Regions from separate parts of the Homo sapiens genome. Here region 1 is linked to region 2. Evidence: chromatin loops called from intact Hi-C (ENCODE). Cell type or tissue: B cell. All regions are shown on one strand. Each heading gives the region's core, and the rest is flanking DNA. Links, peaks and the distances in the headings are about the cores only.

Region 1 (9,786 bases), core at 748-8,747, 220 kb after region 2:
ATAATGAAAGTACACCTTCTTATTAATTTTGGCCTCTGGAAAACAATACTGAATGAACTCTGATTTTTTTTTATTATTATTATTTTTGAGACAGTCTCACTGTGTTGCCCAGGCTGGAATGCAGTTGCGCTATCTCAGCTCACTGCAAACCGCCTCCTGGATTCAAGTGATTCTCCTGCCTCAGCCTCCCGAGTAGCTGGGATTACAGGCGTGCACCACCATGCCCAGCTACTTTTTATGTTTTTGGTAGAGATGAGGTTTCACCATGTTGGCCAGGCTGGTCTTGAACTCCTGACCTCAAGTGATCCTCCTGCCTCGGCCTCCCAAAGTGCTGGGATTACAGGTATGAGCCACTGCACCCGGCTAGACTGTTTTATTTGCATGCTCTTTACAAAACGTGTTTTTTCAAGCTGAATTGCTTTAGTAGTTCCATAAAAATGTAGTCCAGAAAAATCTACATTGATGATTTTCATTTTCAACAGATTCCAAGTGAATTCAACAGAAAAGCTGTAATTCTTGAGTTCCTGATAGTTCTGGAGTGACAGTACTCCACTACGGTGCAACTCCTCACCACCATCCCCAGTTTCTCTTTTATAATCTCAGGCTTTTTAACTTGGTGAAATGTTTTTCTGGAAAGAGAAATGGTCATATAGCACTGAACAATAGAGCAGGTGTGGCGGTTCTTAGGAAACACTGAGTTATGTTTTCATCTTAATCTCAACCCCTTGCCTAAAAAGTTGTTAGTGTCCTCTGTTGTCTGCCTAATTAAAATATAAACATGCTCCAATGTGATACCAACTTTTTTTCATCTGTACTGGTCTAGATCTAGTGCTGGGGACCGCTTCCAAGTGCATGACAGACCCCAGGTGATCACAGGATGGCCTAGCTATCACACTAGTTGGCCTTAAGTTAAAAGACTTTTCACTGTTATTGGGGTTGGGGGCAGGCAGGGGACTGTTTTAATTGTCCTTCTCTCTACTAATGCTGTTCATATTTTTCCACCCTGGCAGACATACGCCATCATCCAGTCTATTCTCTTATCTGGAGTGTATCCCTCAGTTCTTGCTCACTCTTAGTCACTGCCTTCTCCCCACCACCACCCCCCCAGATGTGGCCTTGCCCTCATTTGAACACTCAAATGAACTATTCAAGATGAGTAGGCAAGTACTTAATGAAACAGACAGACTTTCAAATCTGTCACCATGACATCTGTGTGAGACCTCTTTTCATAAGCTAGTTGTTTAGATGGCCAGTCATTTCTATATCACAGATATTAAGTACCCATTTAAAGCGATCATTTTATGGAAAGATAATTTGAAGTTATTGGTCTGACCAAATTTATTCTTCCTGAGATGTCAAGGGACTCTTGGATGATAAGTTACTGGATTAGGCTAAATCGTTTGTCCACAATTTATAATGATATAGATTTATATAGATGTATGTGTTCTTGCAGTTTTTAGACACAAAATATTGAGCATTCTATGTGACTGTATTCCAACCCCACCTCCAAGAATATAAGCTCTTTGAGGGAAAGATGTATATTCAGTATCTTTTCATCACATACAATTCTTGTTGAGTATCACACAATTAGTAGATAAGGAACAAAATCAGCAACTTCTTTCTCCACAGTGCTTCTCTTTAAGGTGGAGAACTTGTGCTGAATTGTCACTTTTTGACAGGAGTCAGTCTGTTCTCTGTCCTTCTAGAGGCTGAAGATTGTAAAGACAAAAGTGAATGGATTTAGTTTGGATACCATGTGCATGATGCTTCTTTCCTGCTAGCCCATTTTCATGATTCTGATTTTCTTTCGAAAAGCATTTTAAAGTGGTAAGGTTTTGCATGAAAATTTAAGTGGATAAATAACTAACAGTTACATATTTTACCTGTTCTGAAAAGGATATACCATTAATTGGCTGTAGATGTCCAATATGTGACCCTTGAGATGAGCACTTGAAATATGACTGGACTAAGGAATTGAATTTTAAATTTTATTTAATCTTAAATTTAGCCATATGATGCTAGTGGTGACTGTGTTAGCTGTAGACCCTCAAAAGCATGAAAGGTTCAAAAGTAGCAGAGTTTAGGACAGACTGGAATTAATTGGCAGATCAAGGGCCCAGAGGAGCCCAATTCTATCTGCAGGTTTGTCAATTTAGATGAGTAGACAAGTGCTTAATGAAACATGCTGGATTTTAAAACTACCATCACCAAAAGTTGGATATTAGCACATCTGCCTTAAGCTAGTAGTTTAGATGTGAATCATTTCTGGACCATAGATAATTACTCATTTAAATTTATCGGCCTTTTTTTTGAAAGATACATTTGGCTGGGTGTGGTGGCTCATGCCTGTAATCCCAGCAGTTTGAGAGGCTGAGGCGGGCAGATCACCTGAGGTCTGGAGTTCAAGACCAGCCTGACCAGCATGGAGAAACCCCGTCTCTACTAAAAATACAAAATTAGCTGGGCGTGGTGGCGCATGTCTGTAATCCCAGCTACTTGGGAGGCTGAGGCAGGAGAATCGCTTGAACCGGGGAGGCGGAGGTTGCAGTGAGCCGAGATTCTTATATCATAAATTACTGGATTGTGCTAAATCACTTATCAAATTTATATACTATTTTCATGAGGCTTTCTAAAAAGTAATTTATGAAAGAGAGATGTTGAGACACAAGGGTTCCATATTACTCATTTTTGGAAGAAAAGTTTAGTCATGCTGATGTCTTGTAGATGCAGGATTGGTTTTAAATCTGAAGCATAGACCGGGCGCGGTGGCTGACACCTGTAACCCCAGCACTTTGGGAGGCCGAGGCAGGTGGATCACGAGGTCAGGAGTTCAAGACCAGCCTGGCCAAGATGGTGAAACCCCATCTCTACTAAAAGTACCAAAATGAGCTGGGCATGGTGGTGGGAGCCTGTAATCCCAGCTACTCGGGAGGCTGAGGGAGGGAATTGCTTGAACCAAGGAGGCGGAGGTTGCAGTGAGCCGAGATTGCACCACTAGACTCAAGTCTGAATGACAGAGCGAGACTCTGTCTCAAAAAAAAAAAAATCTGAAGCATAAAATGTTTCTTCAGAAAAGCAGACACATCTTATACTAATGGTTTTTCAACATTATTAATCTCCTGTAATTTAGCTCTGTCTTGGAGAACTGGAAACATCATAGTCAATGACCTAGATACATGAGACTTTGCATTTCATTTATTCAGGACTGCAACATTTTGAATATGGATGATTTTGAACTCCCTATTTACTATTTACTAAGTGATGATGTACTTTTCAGGCGGCTAGCCACCTGCGTTATGTCCCATTATTAACGTAATCCAGGAAGTTGCTTAGAGAGCATAGAATTGTGTAACAAGAATTTCATCTAGGCAATAGAAACCAGTTTATTCCTAACCCAAACCTAGTGACCAGAAAAAGAGGCCTGTAACTCTGCAGTCCGGACCAGTAGTTGCTGTTTACTTTTCCAGTGATGCGAGACAAACTCTTAACATTTTTATTTAACTTAAAAACTAACATTCACTTGCCAGTCTTGATAGAGGGCCAGTGCCTTTGGTTGCCATAGATCCTCTGTAAGCCTCCAATTTTGAATAAAATACAAAGGTTTTGAAATCTGATTTGTAGTTTCTCTGTTGAAAGTAGAATTTGAACTTAGAGACCCTTGCATGCACTTTTGGATTTTTAATTTTCTTTTTCTAATTTTCTATAAAGTCTCATCTGGGTATAATTTGATAATGTAATAACCCCCCCTCCCTTTTTTTGAGACAGTCTCATTCTGTCGCCCAGGCTGGAGTGCAGTGGCATGATCACAGCTCACTGTAACCTCGACCTCCTGGGCTCAGGTGATCCCTTCCACCACAGCCTCCTGAGTAGCTGGTATTATGGGCACATGTCACCATGCATGGCTGATTTCTGTATTTTTTTGTAGAGGGAGTTTTGCTGTGTTGCCCAGGCTGTTCTCACACCTGCCCGCCTTGGCCTCCCAAAGTGCTGGGATGGGATTACAGGCGTGAGCCACCATGCCTGGCCTGGAATGCTGCTTTTCTAAGAGGAGGTTCTATGCCTAAATAGATACTCTCTTTTAACTCAGCATTTTGGGGGCTTGAGAGAAGGGTGGGAGTTGCTGAATTGTCAGCTTGAAACTTTCCAGTTTGGAAAAGTTCCTGGTAACTTAGTCAAATGAGAGAGGACTCCTGTGCTGGCTGAGAACTCTTAAAGGCCAGCAGCTCCTGGCAGCAGGGAGGGAGCAGGGCAGATAGAAGTGCTGGCATGCATTTAAAAGAAAAAAAAATCAGTCATGGCTCTTGCCTGTAATCCCAGTTGGGAGGCCAAGGTGAGAAGATCACTTGAGCCCATGGTTTTGAGACCTGTCTAGGCAACATGGCAAGACCCCACCTCTACAAAATAATACGAAAATCAGACTGGGCATGGTGGCTTACTCCTGTAATCCCAGCACTTTGGGAGGCCAAGGCAGGCAGATCACTTGAAGTCAGGAGTTTGAGATCAGTCTGGCCAACGTGGCGAAACCCCATCTCTACTCAAAATACAAAAATTAGCTGGTCTTGGTGGGAGGTGCCTGTAATCCCAGCTACTTTGGAGGCTGAGGTGGGAGAATCACTTGAACCCGGGAGGCAGAGGTTGCTGTGAGCCAAGACCATGCCACTGCCCTCCAGCCTGGATGATAGGACGAGACTCCATTTCAAAAAAAAAAAAAAGTACAAAAATTAGCCAGGCCTGGTGGTGGGTGCCTGTACTCCCAACTGCTCGGGAAGCTGGAGTGAGAGGATCACTTGAGCCCGGGAAGTGAAGGCTGCAGTCAGCAGAGATTGTGTCACTGCACTCCAACGTGGATGTCCAAGTGAGACCCTGTCTTAGTTATCATCATCATCTCTATGCACACTGGGAATTAAACTTCGTGATAAACCCTATGTGTTTTCGAGGGAGAACTGTTTAAATTTACTTGAAGGTAGTATACTAAGATAATTTTGTGGACACTTTTGTTCAAATTGACTTATTTATTTTTATTTTTTATTTTTTTGAGACAGAGTCTCACTCCATTGCCCAGGCTGAAGTGCAGTGGTGCAGTCTCGGCTCACTGCAACCTTCGCTTCCTGAATTCAAGCAATTCTTGTGCCTCAGCCTCCTGAGTAGCTGGGACTACAGGAATGTGCTACCACACCCAGCTAATTTTTGTATTTTTAGTAGAGATAGGGTTTCACCATGTTGGCCAGGTTGGTCTTGAACCCCTGACCTCAGATGTCCACCCACTTCAGCCTCCCAAAGTGCTGGGATTATAGGCATGAGCCACCACGCTCACCTTGAGTTGATTTTAACTTAAGTGAAGTTCAACCTAAGCTAGCCCACAAATATTCCTTTGTTTCCCCCCCCCCCTTTTTTTTTTCCTTTTTTTGAGACAGAATCTAGCTCTGTTGCCCAGGCTGGAGTGTAGTGGCATGATCTCGGCTCACTGCAACCTCCGCCTCCCAGGTTCAAGTGATTCTCCTGCCACAGCCTCCTAAGTAGCTGGGATTACAGGTGCCTTCCACCACGCCCGGCTAATTTTTTGTATTTTTAGTAGAGATGGGGTTTCACCATGTTGGCCAGGCTGGTCTTGAACTCCTGACCTCAGGTGATCTGCCCACCTCAGCCTCCCAAAGTGCTAGGATTACAGGCATGAGCCACTGCGCCCGGCCAGATATTCATTTAAAAGATGGGTATGTAATACCTGTTACCTGTTAAATAAAATCTAGGATACTTGTCTAAGGTAATAGGGTATTTTTGTAACAATTTGTAGATTTCAGTCTTTTTTTTTTTTTTTTTTCCCCCGAGATGGAGTCTTGCTCTGTTGCCCAGGCTGGAGTGCAGTGGTGCAATCTCTGCTCACTGCTCACTGCAACCTCCGCCTCCCAGGTTCAAGTGATTCTCATGCCTCAGTCTCCCGATTAGCTGGGATTACAGGCATGCACCACCACACCTGGCTAATTTTTGTATTTTTAGTAAAGACGGGGTTTCACCATGTTTTGTCCAGGCTGGTGTGGAACTCCTGACCTCAGGTGATCTGCCCACCTCAGCCTCCCAAAGTGCTAGGATTACAGGCATGAGCCACTGCGCCCGGCCAGATATTCATTTAAAAGATGGGTATGTAATACCTGTTACCTGTTAAATAAAATCTAGGATACTTGTCTAAGGTAATAGGGTATTTTTGTAACAATTTGTAGATTTCAGTCTTTTTTTTTTTTTTTTTTCCCCGAGATGGAGTCTTGCTCTGTTGCCCAGGCTGGAGTGCAGTGGTGCAATCTCTGCTCACTGCTCACTGCAACCTCCGCCTCCCAGGTTCAAGTGATTCTCATGCCTCAGTCTCCCGATTAGCTGGGATTACAGGCATGCACCACCACACCTGGCTAATTTTTGTATTTTTAGTAAAGACGGGGTTTCACCATGTTTTGTCCAGGCTGGTGTGGAACTCCTGACCTCAGGTGATCGCCCACCTCGGCCTCCTAAAGTGCTGGGATTATAGATGTGAGCCACCACGCCCGGCCACATTTCAATCTTAATGCTATTCTTGGTAAGGGGTCCATAGACTTCCAAATTAAGGGCCAGACAAACATTTTAAGTTTTGAGGGCCACACAGTCTCTGTCACAACTGCTTTGACTCTGCTGTTGCATCATTAAAACAACCAGACAATATGTAAAAATGAGTAAGTGACTCGATTCTAATAATTCCATCTGTGGACACTGAAATTTGAATTTCACATAATTTTAAAATGTAAAAATACTTCTGGCTCACAGACTGTACAGGTGGTGAGCTGCAGACTGCCAGTCCTGTTCTAGATCATAAATGATAGCTGCCTGTTAGAAGAATGAAGTGACTTTTGCCTATGTATGCAGGTTTAAAATGTGAAGGATGCTTCTTGCCACCTAATCATAACAGTAACAAGCACTCTGTATCAAGAATCGTCTTTATGTGCATTTCCCTATTTCTTTCTCACACATCTGTTATCTTCTTAGTATTCTTATTTTTTAGGTGAGGAAACAAGGTAACCTACCTATGGTCATTTCCTTAAATTTGGAATATTCCATAACTAAATAAACTTATGTGACCATAGACCTCAGTGCATACAACTCTGGCTAATAAGCCAAGTTTCTGTTTTTTGTTTTTTTGAGATGGAGTCTCTGTCACCCATGCTGGAGTATGGTGGCACGATCTCAGTTCATTGCAACCTCCACCTCCTGGGTTCAAGCGATTCTCCTGCTTCAGCCTCCCAAGTAGCTGGGACTATAGGCGCCCGCCACCATGCCTGGCTAATTTTTTTAGTAGAGACGGGGTTTGGGGTTTCACCATGTTAGCCAGGATGATCTCGATCTCCTGACCTCTTGATCCGCCCGCCTCGGCCTCCCAGAGTGCTGGGATTACAGGCGTGAGCCACCGCGCCCAGCCAAGTTTCTGTTTTTATCCTTTGTTATTATCCAATAATTTGAGAGTTTTACCACCAGTAGTTTATTTCATTAGATAAGGTGATTTGGTAGTGTGACCATGTTAATGTTAATTCTGATTTCAGAAAGATGGTGTTTAACAAAGGTTGTCAATTGCATTTTTGTGGTGTAATGCGTACCCCCTAATTTTAATTAAATTTTAAAATATTTTAATCTAGAATAGAGTTATAACCTTGCAGAGGTTTGAGAATGTTGTTTATATACGAAGTGCTTCTCAGGCTGGAAGTATACAGTTATGGTTCACCTTACAGGTGCTGCTGGTGAGTAGCAGCCGGTACCCAGACCAGTGGATTGTCCCAGGAGGAGGAATGGAACCCGAGGAGGAACCTGGCGGTGCTGCCGTGAGGGAAGTTTATGAGGAGGTGAGATGTTCTTTCACACAAATTCTGTTTCGGAGTTTTAAAAACAAGGCCCTTTGCTACATAACACTAAGACAGCGAGACGGGTCCAGGAGTGCTTTTTGCCTGATGCAACTTTATTTTTAATTTTAATTTTTTTTTTTATTTTTTGAGATGGAGTCTCGCTCTGTTGCCAGGCCTGGAGTACAGTGGAGCGATCTTGGCTCACTGCCACCTCCGCCTCCCAGGTTCAAGTGATTCTCCAGCTTCAGCCTCCCGAGTAGCTGGGATTACAGGCACGTGCCACCGCGTCTGGCTAATTTTTGTATTTTTAGTAGAGACAGGGTTTCACCATGTTGGCCAGACTGGTCTCAAACCCCTGACCTCAGGTGATCCGCCAGCCTCAGCCTCCCAAAGTGCTGGGATTACAGGCGTGAGCCACTACACCTGGCCTTAATTTTTGTATTTTTAGTAGGGACAGGGTTTCACCATGTTGGCCAGGCTGGTCTCGAACTCCTGACCTCAAGTGATCCTTCTGCCTCGGCCTCCCAAAGTGCTGGGATTACAGACATGAGCCACAGCGCCCAGCCAGAAATACTAATTTTTGATCAGTCCTTGCCGCTGATGAAGTAAATGACAATAAAAACTTCACAGAAGCAGGAAGATAGTGAGTTGGTATGGGGAGGGGTATTGTATTTAATTAGATTTAAGTAAATAGCCAGAGTGTAACTTGTATTTATATACATTTTGTTATAAAAAGGTAAACATTTTATATTTCATCTTTTTTTAATAGGCTGGAGTCAAAGGAAAACTAGGCAGACTTCTGGGCATATTTGAGGTGAGTTAAAAAGTAATCTTCACTTTGCTGATAATAGAATTAATGATTTCTTCCTAACCAACCAAATAATGTGGCAGCAGCCTGAACCAGACATTTCTCTCAGACTAGCAGTAGGCAGTCAGTCCAGGATTAGGTAGGGAGGGAAGTAAAAGCCACTTTTTCATATGCCACCACTTTTATTTATTTATTTTTAATTAATTTTTTTTAAGACAGAGTCTCGCTCTGTCGCCAGGCTGGAGTTCAGTGGTGCAATCTTGGCTTACTACAACCTCTGCCTCCCAGATTCAAGCAATTCTCCTGCCTCGTCCTCCCAAGTAGTTGGGACTACAGGCACGCGCCACCACGCCCAGCTAAGTTTTGTATTTTTAATAGAGATGGGGTTTCACCATGTTGGCCAGGATGGTCTCCATCTCTTGACCTAGTGATCCGCCCACCTCGGCCTCCCAAAGTGCTGGGATTACAGGCGTGAGCCACTGTGCCCGGCTGCCATCACTTTTATATAGCATTATTATGGTAGTGATTACTTCTGTTTGAAAATACAGTGGAGCTGATACTGAAATGTTTATCTTAATCCACTGTAGACTGTTTAGGGTATAGATCTTTTAGGAGGTACAATATTTTTAGTATGACCTAAGAGCTTAGGTCTCATGTGTTTTATCTGGAAATGTCCCCATTGCCCTTAGCAAATATTATATGATACACCTAGTGACTTAAAGGATTGTACGAAGATATAAATCTCAGGTACATAGAACAGATGCTAAAAGAATAGAATTCTCTTTCATATATTCTCTTATTACTGAAGGCAGAATAGAATTTTCAGGGAGGGAATTTGAATGTGATAGGCAGTCTCTGGAAGCCAGGGAGAAAGGAGGTCCAGATGTATCTTCATCCAAGATTCAGACCTAGATACACAGTATACCAGAAACATGGTCACTTTCCTTTTTTCAGGGTGCTGTTTATAGGTTAGTACAGCCTTTATAGTAGAACCATATAAATTTTATTTTTAAGCCTTAGGAATTCAGAAAAAATCCCGATTTTGTAGCACTTGGTAGAATTGATGATGACTTTTACCGGAATACAGTAATTAAGAGTAAAGTTGGCCGGGCGTGGTGGCTCATG
Region 2 (9,786 bases), core at 627-8,626:
CTGAAATACATCTTTTGCAGTTTAAGGAGCCTCAGTTTTTCTGAAAGTTACTCAAACACCCTGCATCCCAAGCTCTTTGCTAGCACTCCTTTCTGATGATCCATCCCCAGGCATCAGCATCTGGAACTGAGTCCTTTAGTCCAAGCGTAGTCTGACCAACATGAGGAGAATGAGTCTAAGGCTATCCTCTCACTGGACCATTCCCTTCATACTTCCTAAAATACATTTCTTGCTTGTTCATCACACTGTTGACTCATGTTAATTTTGCAGTCAACCAAATATTTGAGTCTTTTTCACACGTGCTGTTGAGGAATCTTTATCCCCAAGTAATAAAAGAAGACTCCATTATATAACTCCCTAGTCTACAGACTTCAAAAGAGAATTTTAAGCATGTTTGGGCCTTGAGCAAAGCACTGAGATAAAAAGTTGAGGGTGAAGGAGTAGCAGACAGTACTATCCTCAGCAATTAGAGGAGGAGTTCTTTCTTTATAAAGGAAGGCATCTCAGCTGGGTTATACCATAGTCCAATTTCCACAAACAGGGAAGGAAAGAATTCCCTTTTACTGAGTACCGACTGGGTGCCAAGTCTAGGTTAGGTGCTTTATGTGTGTTTATCTCGGCTTTCGTGCTGATAACATCATTGGGTCAAGGTGCAGTGTAAATAAAGAAGGATGTAAATAAATGCTAGGTAAAGTTATTCCCATTTTATGTATGAGGAAACAGAAATTCACAGCATGACTCGCCCCAAATGATACAACTAAAAAGTAATGGGGCCTTGTTCAACTTCTGCACTCTCAGCCAGGAATGAATGACTACAAGTAGAGAGGAGGCAGCAGGCAACAAGAGCAATTGGATGATGCTTTGTGGTTTAATGAAGGACAGGACTTTCACCTACATTAACTCTTTTGGATCACCTGCTCCACCTACCATAAGAGGCTGATTCTCACAACAGCCTCTTATGGTAGGTGGAGCAGGTGATACAATCTTTATTTTACATAAAGATTACAGGGCTCAGAGAACTGAGGGACCTACCCAAGGTTGCCCAGCTAGCCAGTGGTAGAGACACTTTGACCCCGGCTTTCTGACAGCAAGCACCTCTTTTGGCAGCAGGTATGGGGCAAGGAGAACAGCAGGGACCTGGGGCAGGTGTTGACAGATCAATGTGGACATGGGGAAAAAAGCCCCAAAACCCCTCACCAAGGAAATGTAATGCTCTGTTATTTATTTAAAAAAAAAAAAATTTTTCTCAAGCCTTTGAGATGCACAGAAGAGGCCTGGCGTGGTGGCTCATGCCTGTAATCCCAACACTTTGGGAGGCCAAGGCAGGTGGATCACTTGAGGTCAGGAGTTTGAGACCAGCCTGGCCAACATGGTGAAACCCCATCTCTGCTAAAATACAAAAATTTAGCCAGGCATGGTGGCTGGCACCTGTAATCTTAGCTACTTGGGAGGCTGAGGCAGAGAATTGCTTGAACCCAGGAGGCAGAGGTTGCAGTGAGCCAAGATCACACCACTGCACTCCAGCCTGGGCTACAGAGTGAGACTCTGTCTCCAAAAACAAAACAAAACAAAAAGAAGATGCACAGAAGAAAGCAAGCCCAGTGTATTAGTCTGTTCTCACGCTGCTAATAAAGACATACCTGAGACTGGGTAATTTATATGGAAAGAGGTTTAATGGACTCACAGTTCCACATGGCTGGGGAGGCCTCACAATCATGGCAGAAGGCAAAGGAGGAGCAAAGTCACGTGTTACATGGCAGAAGGCAAAAGAGCATGTGTGGAGGATCTCTCCTTTATAAAACTGTCAGATCTCATGGGACTTATTCACTATCATGAGAATAGCACAGGAAAGGCCTGCCCCCATGAATCAATTACCTCCCACCGAGTCCCTTCCATGACACATGGGATTTGGGTGGGGACACAGCCAAAGCATATCACCTAGGTCGATGACAGAAGCAGCAGAGGTGCCTAGGACAGAACACATCACTCCTTCTGCCACAAGCATGTGCTGGAAATGCCTCCAGTCAAGTATCCTTAGAACAATCGTTTTCCCAGCTATTTAAACTCCACTGAAGTCAAGCACCAGCTTATTCCAGGCCAGGCTTTGCCTGCTAATTAACAATTCACCTGCTGGTTACTAGTTCCCACAGGGCCTCAAGTGAGACCAAATCCCCCAGCTGGAAGGTCCTCTTTTTTTTTCCAGCACTGCTAATTCAGCTCTGTTGCCCATCTCAAGCCTGGCTGAGAAGTTGTTCCCCTGCAGCCCCCTTAGTTGCCCCAGGGATTCTAGATGCCCTCTATATTCAAGCCAACATTCATCGTCTGTCAACAGGTGGTGGACATGTACTTTTATGATTGTACTCAGGTTCCTCTGAGTTTTGTTTTTTCAACCCAGACATTAAGAAATCCTTATTTCCTATAGAGGATTTAAGAAATAGAAAAATGGCATGAACCTGGGAGGCGGAGCTTGCAGTGAGCCAAGATCACACCACTGCACTCCAGCCTGAGTGACAGAGCGAGACTCCATCTCAAAAAAAAAAAAAAAAAGAAAGAAATAGAAAAATGAAATTAAAAAAAAAGATAAAAGACATTAAGAAATCCAGAAGCAGAAACACAACTTCTCCAGTATTTTCCAAGCCTGGCTATGGATCAAATTCACCCAAGCACCTTAAAAGAATATACAGATACAGAAAGGATTCTGCAGCAGAGAACCACGTTAAACATTACTTGGATGCCATCAGCAAAATGCAGACTCTGGAAAAAAAGAAAAAAGAGAGAGAGAGAGATGAAGGAAGATGAAGGGAGAACTTGTACATTAAAAGAGACTTAAGAAACGTAACAACCAATGGGATGTTTGAACTTAGTTGGTTCCCATTTCAAAAAACACAAGGTAAAAACAGACAAATGAAAAAAGAAAATTTGGGACATTTGAGAGACAGTTAAAATTTTGAACACTGGCTATATGATGATATTAAAGACTTTTTATTATTTCTGTTTAGATGTAATAATGGTATTGTGGTTATATTTTGAAAAGATTTCATATCTTGAAGAGAAATGTACTGAAATATTTTTGGCTAAAATGATGTGTCTAGGAATTGCTTCAATATGGAGGAGAGCGAGTGGAAATCCAGACGAAGCAGGAATGGCCATCAGTCGATGATTTTTACAGCTGGATGTTAGGTTCATGGAGGAAAGTGGGGTTCATTATACTTTTTGTTCTACTTCAGTATATGTTTGAAATTTTCTGTAATAAAAGTTTAATCTCCCCAGTTTTGTGAACTATTCTATTTATTTTATCCTCATCCTTTAACACACCTATGTACACGGAACTTCCTGTGTAAAATGTTTATTGAGTGTTTATTCCCCAGAGGAGAAGCAAAGAGGAAGTAAGAGTAGGATATTTTTGAACTATGTACAAATACAACCAGTTTCAGACCCTTTTATATGATCTATACTCATTCTAGACTGAGCCACATAGAAGAGCTGTTCCTGAAGTCAGATCAGCCTGGTTACCTCTAAAAGACCAAAAGACTAAACTAAAACAGCCTTTTTTTTCTTCTGTGGAAGCGTACATGTGTGTTTGCATGTGTACGTGTACCGAACAGCTGTCATGGACCTTTGTGCAGGCTGTGCACTGCACAAGTTTGTCACATCTAAGGGGGCATGCTTCACCTCATCAACACATTGCAGATCTATATATTTATTGTGACAACAGTCTTGTAAGTGGCAGCAAAATGTCTTCTTCTAACAAAATTGGTATTTTTGATAACTTTCCAAAAGATGGAAGCAAAAATATCTTAAAGTAGGGACTTCTTTTCTAATTATGTACTTATGGTATGGGCTAGCAGTGGACCTGAACTGACTGTCTTGCCTGAGTTTGAATCTCTTCCCCCAAACTCACTCACTGAGTTTGTTATTTAATAGCCTTGAGTTCAAGTTTCTTCATCTGTAAAATGGGATGATAATATTATGTACCCTGAGAGCACTGTTCAGAGCATTAAATGCATATAGACAGTATCTGGCCCATAGGAAGCCTTCAAAAAGTGTTAGAGATTAGCTATTACCATATCTGTTCACCCATATCAAATTTTATAGGTGTCGGTATGTTGCGTTATTCATAAACTCAACTAATAAATTTTGCAGTGGACTGAAAAAAGACTGTCTCCACTATTTCATGAATCCAAACTATTTTAAAAAGAGGATTTTCCCCTAACCATCAGTTCTGAAAAATGCAAGGAAGCTCAAGCTCCAGGTAAGCAGCCAGGGTTTCTAAGCCTCTCTGCGCACAGAAGCTGTGTGCATATGCTAATGAGGAACCTTTGAAGAAAAGTGCTGGGGTTTTTCCAACGCTCTAACTACTTGGCCAGTAAGCCTTTAATGATGGGAAAAGACCCAGTGGGAGTTGCCAGCCACAAAAGGGGTTTTACCTCACAGGCAGAATAGTCAAAATGCTTCAAGACGTTAAAAGCCTATTTTTAAAAGGAAAGAACACAGAGTATGTCTTTAACTTGATGTTAAAAATAAACTCAGCCGCCTCCTCTGCGTTTCCCACCCTCTCCCACTGTCCTTCCGTCCCCTGCACTGCCCTAAAGGAAAGAAAGAGTGCTTTTGTTTCATTTTTATTTTTCTCATGAGCTTTTCTTTCATTATTATTTGTTTACTCTTAGCCAAACTTGTTTTTCCGTTCACAAAACAAGTTGCATTTTTCTCTTAAAAATTCCTCGGGGATTCCCAGGAAGCAAGACGGATTATCAATTAGAACTAGCCCGTGTCAGGATGAGTAAAAGATTCGCGCGGAGATAAGCAAAGTGGAGCCCTTACGGCGTCCCTTGTGCCCAGAAAGTATCTGCAGGGGACGTTGTTCAAGCAAGGGGGCCTTTTATTTATTTTTTATTTTTTTATTTTATGTATGTATGTATTTATTTATTTTTGAGATGGAGTTTCACTTTTGTTGCCCAGACTGGAGTGCAATGGCGCGATCTCGGCTTACTGCAACCTCTGCCTCCCGGGTTCAAGTTCTTCTCCTGCCTCAGCCTCCCAAGTAGCTGGAATTACAGGCATGCACCACCACGCCCGGCTAGTTTTGTATTTTTAATAGAGACGGGGTTTCTCCATGTTGGTCAGGCTGGTCTCAAACTCCCGACCCCCACGATCCTCCTGCCTCAGCCTCCCAAAGTGCTGGGATTTGAATGCTTTTTCATATTGGGGTTTAAGTACAGACACTTCCTGAGGCATGACTAGACATAGCAACACTACTTTGCTGAGCTGCCTTCAATAAATTCCATTAAGCAGCCATAAAATTCCAATAGATCAGATGTGCCAGTTTTTGTTCATGAAAAAGCTAATCTGTGTAGCAGAAAAGCTGCCAGCTGGAGTGGAAAAGCTGGATTTCTTATTGTATATTGATGGCGGAGGGATTTCAAGACCCCAGTGGAAGCCAAAGTTGTTGAAAGACAAGGAGACCCAGGCCTGTGCATAGTACTATGATTTCACTGGAGGGAAATATAAGAGATGAAGGGGTGGCTGAAGGCTTGAGACCCTGTTTACTTAAAAATATTAAAAAAAAAAAAAAAAGAAAGCCCTTAGGCAATATAAGATAAAGGAAAAAACAGCAAAAATCATTTTAAGAAATAAAATTCTGCCAGTGTGGTGGTAAACACCTGTAATCCCAGCACTTTGGGAGGCCAAGGCGGAAGGATCACTTGAGCCCAGGAGTATGAGACCAGCCTGGGCAGCATGGTGAAACCCCGTCTCTACAAAGATACAAAAGCTAGCTGAATGTGGTGGCATGCACCTGTAGTACCAGATACTCTGAGGGAGTGGGGGAGGCTGAGGCGGGGGATGGCTTGAGCAGGGTAGAGAGAGACCTGGAAGGAAGGAAGGAAGGAAGGAAGGAAGGAAGGAAGGAAGGAGAGAAAGAGAGAAAGAAAGGAAGGAGGGAGGGAGAGAGGGGAGGAAGGAAGGAGAGAGAAAGAGAGGAAGGAAGGAAGGAGGGAGGGAGGGAAGAAAGGAAGGGGAGGGAGGGAGGGAAAGGAAGGAGGGAAAAGGAAAGAAAAGAAGAAAAGAAAGAAAAAGCTCTAGCTGGGTGTGGTGGCTTGTGTCTGTAGTCCAGATATTGGGCAGGCTGAAGCAGGAGGATTGCTGGAGCCCAGGAGTTTGAGGCCAACCTGGGCAAAGTAGCAAGACCCCATCTCTTTAGAAAATTAGAAAACAAAGTTCCTGTCTAGGGTTGGCCTCTAACTTGCAGCATGACCTCAGTCCAGTGATTTTCTTCCCTACAATTTCTTTTTCACAAAATCAGATCCCTCTCTTCTTGAATCTGTTCTTTAATAGGAATATATAATTGATAAATTACATATAATTGAAAACAAGATATTACATCAGAGCGCTTAATAAGTGAAAATCACAGTACAAACGCATGCTTAAACACTGTTGAAATTTAATGAAGTAATTTTGACACATGTCTAGAAAGTCAGAAGGGAAATTTTGTTACTAAAGGTTGAGTTTGAGCCAATTGTTTTCCAATTTTCATGAAAGCGAAGCACTGTAATACAAAAGCATGCCTAGGAACACTAGCACCTAACTCAATATGCCTTAACAAATGAGTAAAGGAAGAATGCCAAGATTTCCAGCCTGCAAAGCTTCACCTCTAGGGAATCTATGGCCTTCTTGCAATGGATCTTCTAGTTTATAAGCTCACCAACATAATTTGACACCCAGTGAAAATGATATTTTCACCATATGTATATGCCACCATTTTCAAATGTGTGTAGATTGGTTGTGACTAATAAAATACAATAAAAAATTATAAATTTATCATTTGTATATGTATTAATAAAATACAGACTCATTTAAAACATTACCAAAATTGAGTCAATTGTCAACATCTATTTCTGGATCAACCAACTCTAAAATTACAATTTCTTCCAGCTGGGAACTCTGGAGTTTAATATACTATAGCTTTTTGTCATAAATTGATCTCTGCTGTATTAGTTCATTCTAGAAAGTGATGGAACATTGATACTTTGAGTAACTTGTGTGCCAGTAACAAAGTGCTTCCCTAAAGCACAGCCAGGAATCAAGTCTATGATTAAAAACATCTGAGTCAATAACTATTTATTTACTTATTTGTGTTGTCCTGGGAAGGCTTGAGGATGGCTTACCAAGATGCACAAAATTCAGCAAGATACCATCAGTTAAATAAAAGTAATGGGGGAAAAAGATAGGATAGAAAAATGAGTAGCAGGGCTGTGGTTAGGACATAAAAGGCGTTCTGTGAAATCCCACATTCTTCCAAGTGCTGGCCTATTTGGCTCTGCCCTTTGTAAGCAGCCAAAGGGAAGAGGAAACCATTATTAGATACATAACTCATATTAGCTGTTAATAAATATACATCAACTTCTTATAAGAAGCCCAACTCTTTCTGCTGGAAAGATGAGAGAAACTTCAAGAAATGGCAGCGTCCCCAACAACATACCAGTTGCAACAGATCAAAAACTCAGTTTTAGCCCATGTCCTCATGCCAGAGCCAGATTCAGTAACTAATTTTTTACAGACTTTCTCTAATGATGAAAAAGTACTTTTCCAACACTCCGTGAAAATGATCTCTTCCCTCTTGTTTAAGTGGGGAAACAGAGGCAGAGAACAGTGAATTGCTTCCACTTCATATACTAGGTCAATTGCTAAGATAAAAGTAGAAATAATTTGTCCTAGCTGGATATAATTACCTCCAGATGTGCATTTGCAGATTACATGATGATTATGAAGTGCTCTTGAGGACTCCTTAAGGTGTAATGGTGACCTTTGACTCCATTTCATTTTCTCTTCCATCCCCCTGATGCAATTTTCCTCACCCTGACTCTTATCCTCTTGCCTTGGTCACCACTGAGCACTCAAGGATGTAGAAAATAGATGGCCTCTACAAGGCGGAGGTCCAGGGGAAGCCATCACAGAGATGGATGAAATAGCAGAGCTGGAACACTCGGGCATGCACTATGGAGATGGCCTGGAATGAGTTTCTGAAAAGAGTCTGGGCCTCCAGCACCTCACTGCTGACCAAGAAGTCCAGAAACACGTCTGTGCAACTTCCACTTCCACGGCACCAGCAAATCACCAGGCCATTTAATAATTCACCAAGCAAATACGTACTGAGTGCCTTCCAAGACACCAGGTGCTGAGCCTGTGCTAGGGAATCAAAGGCAAAAAAGGCACAGGTGTGTCCCCATAGAAACTGTAGCTTAGCTGTAAGAGAGTCCATCACACAGGAATTTTAATATGGCATACACACATTGACTCTGGAATCAAACTCTTGAGTCCTACTTCCACTTTTGCTATGTGAGTAAGTCAAACTCTTGGGGCTTCAGTTTTATCGTCTGTAAAATGGAGATAGCAACTACCTTCTAGAGAAAGAGCCTAGAACAGTGCTGGACACAGTTCCCATGCCCAGACCACTGCCTTCTCCTGGGATCCTTATCTCTGTAAGAATGACCAAAATTTACTGTGCGTGTGATATTCCAGGCACTATTCAAAATATTTGAAGTGTGTCAACTCATTTTCCCTTTATCATAGCCCCATACAGAGGATATCACTATTATTTTCATTTTACACATCTGAGACATGTGATTCAGTGCCTGGCCCCAGGTTCTCAGAGTGGCAGTGTACATCAGTGGTTAAGGGGACACACTCTGGGACCAAACTACCTAGACTTTGCAACTTAGAAGTTGTCAGAGCTTGGAAAAAGTAATGAACTTCTCTGGGCCTATCTTCTACCTATTTCTCTCAGTTTGTTCCCCATCTTTACCGCGACCTCTGCAGACTACATTTTCCCAGGCTCCTGCCCATGAGTGTCTGGTTAGCTCAGCCGACAGGAAGCAGTGGTGGAGCTTAGCAGTAGGATGAGGGAATGTCAGGGTACTTAAGCCCCTCTCAGTTTGGGGTGGCTGCTCTGACAGTGGCTGCACCTCCTCTAGAGCTCCAGTTCCCGCTGGGCAGTCCCAGTGCCTCACCTCTGGTGACATCCCCACTTCCTTCTGTCCCTCCAACCTGGAGCAGCAGCTTCCTACTGTTTCTCATCTTTGGATTGTCTTGCATCCTCCATTTGTTTTTTGTGTTCTTGCAACAGACTTATAGTCAGAGCCCCATGTCAGACTTCCTCTGGTGAACTACTAGAGTGGCAGATGCACCGTGCTCCAACAGTCTCATCTGCTAAGTGGAAATAATAATTGTGTCTACCTCATATGGTTTTTGCAAAATTAAATGAGTTAATATATTTAACGTGCTTGGGACAAACCATGGCACACAGAGTGACAGCCATACTGTAACACACAGCCAAGGCACCAAAGTCCCTTTCTAGACCCCAGAGAGGAGATCCCCAAAGCCTTTGAGAATGAATAAGACTCAAGCAGGTGCAGAGAAGATGGAAGGACATTCGAGCTGTCTTAGTCCCTTTGTGTTGCTATCAAGAAAGACCTGAGGCTGGGTGATTTACAAAGAAAAGAGATTTCTTTGGCTCATGATTCTGCAGGCTGTACAAGAAGCATGGCGCCAGCATCTGTTTCTGGTGAGGTCTTTAGGCTGCTTCCACTCATGGTGGAACATGAAGGGGAGCTGGTGTGTGCAGAGATCACTTGGTGAGAGAGGAAGGGAGCAAGCAGAAGAGAAGGAGGAGCCAGACTCTTTTTAACAACCAAATCTTGTGGGACCTAAGAGTAAGAACTCACTGATTACCACAAGAATGGCACCGTGCCATTCATGAGCCATCTGCCCTCATGACAAAACACCCCCCAC

The links. Peaks named below come from ENCODE experiments on the same cell type or tissue, not always from the same donor. Only the 100,000 strongest peaks of a DNase experiment are listed, where the experiment ranks them.
Region 1: a loop joins it to region 2, with 2.5 times the contacts of the local background. A loop is called at or near these places in 20 of 110 quality-filtered maps.

What each region holds. Positions count from the first base shown.
Region 1 is chr12:93,386,867-93,396,652 of GRCh38, forward strand. NUDT4 (nudix hydrolase 4) reads left to right here. Exons shown (of 5, transcript NM_019094.6): 2 at 7,743-7,853; 3 at 8,623-8,667. Among named protein-coding and RNA genes, the nearest start is that of NUDT4, 14 kb to the left of the region's middle. In B cell, for the core only: no CTCF peak of the experiment used is centred there; a DNase peak (open chromatin) is centred at 3,885; H3K27ac peaks cover 1,792 bases.
Region 2 is chr12:93,163,612-93,173,397 of GRCh38, forward strand. The region is part of intron 3 of LOC643339 (a long non-coding RNA gene); the gene reads right to left. Among named protein-coding and RNA genes, the nearest start is that of LINC02412, 5.9 kb to the right of the region's middle. RefSeq lists an enhancer at 4,080-4,629. In B cell, for the core only: no CTCF peak of the experiment used is centred there; DNase peaks (open chromatin) are centred at 3,490 and 4,340; H3K4me3 peaks cover 1,849 bases; H3K27ac peaks cover 4,568 bases.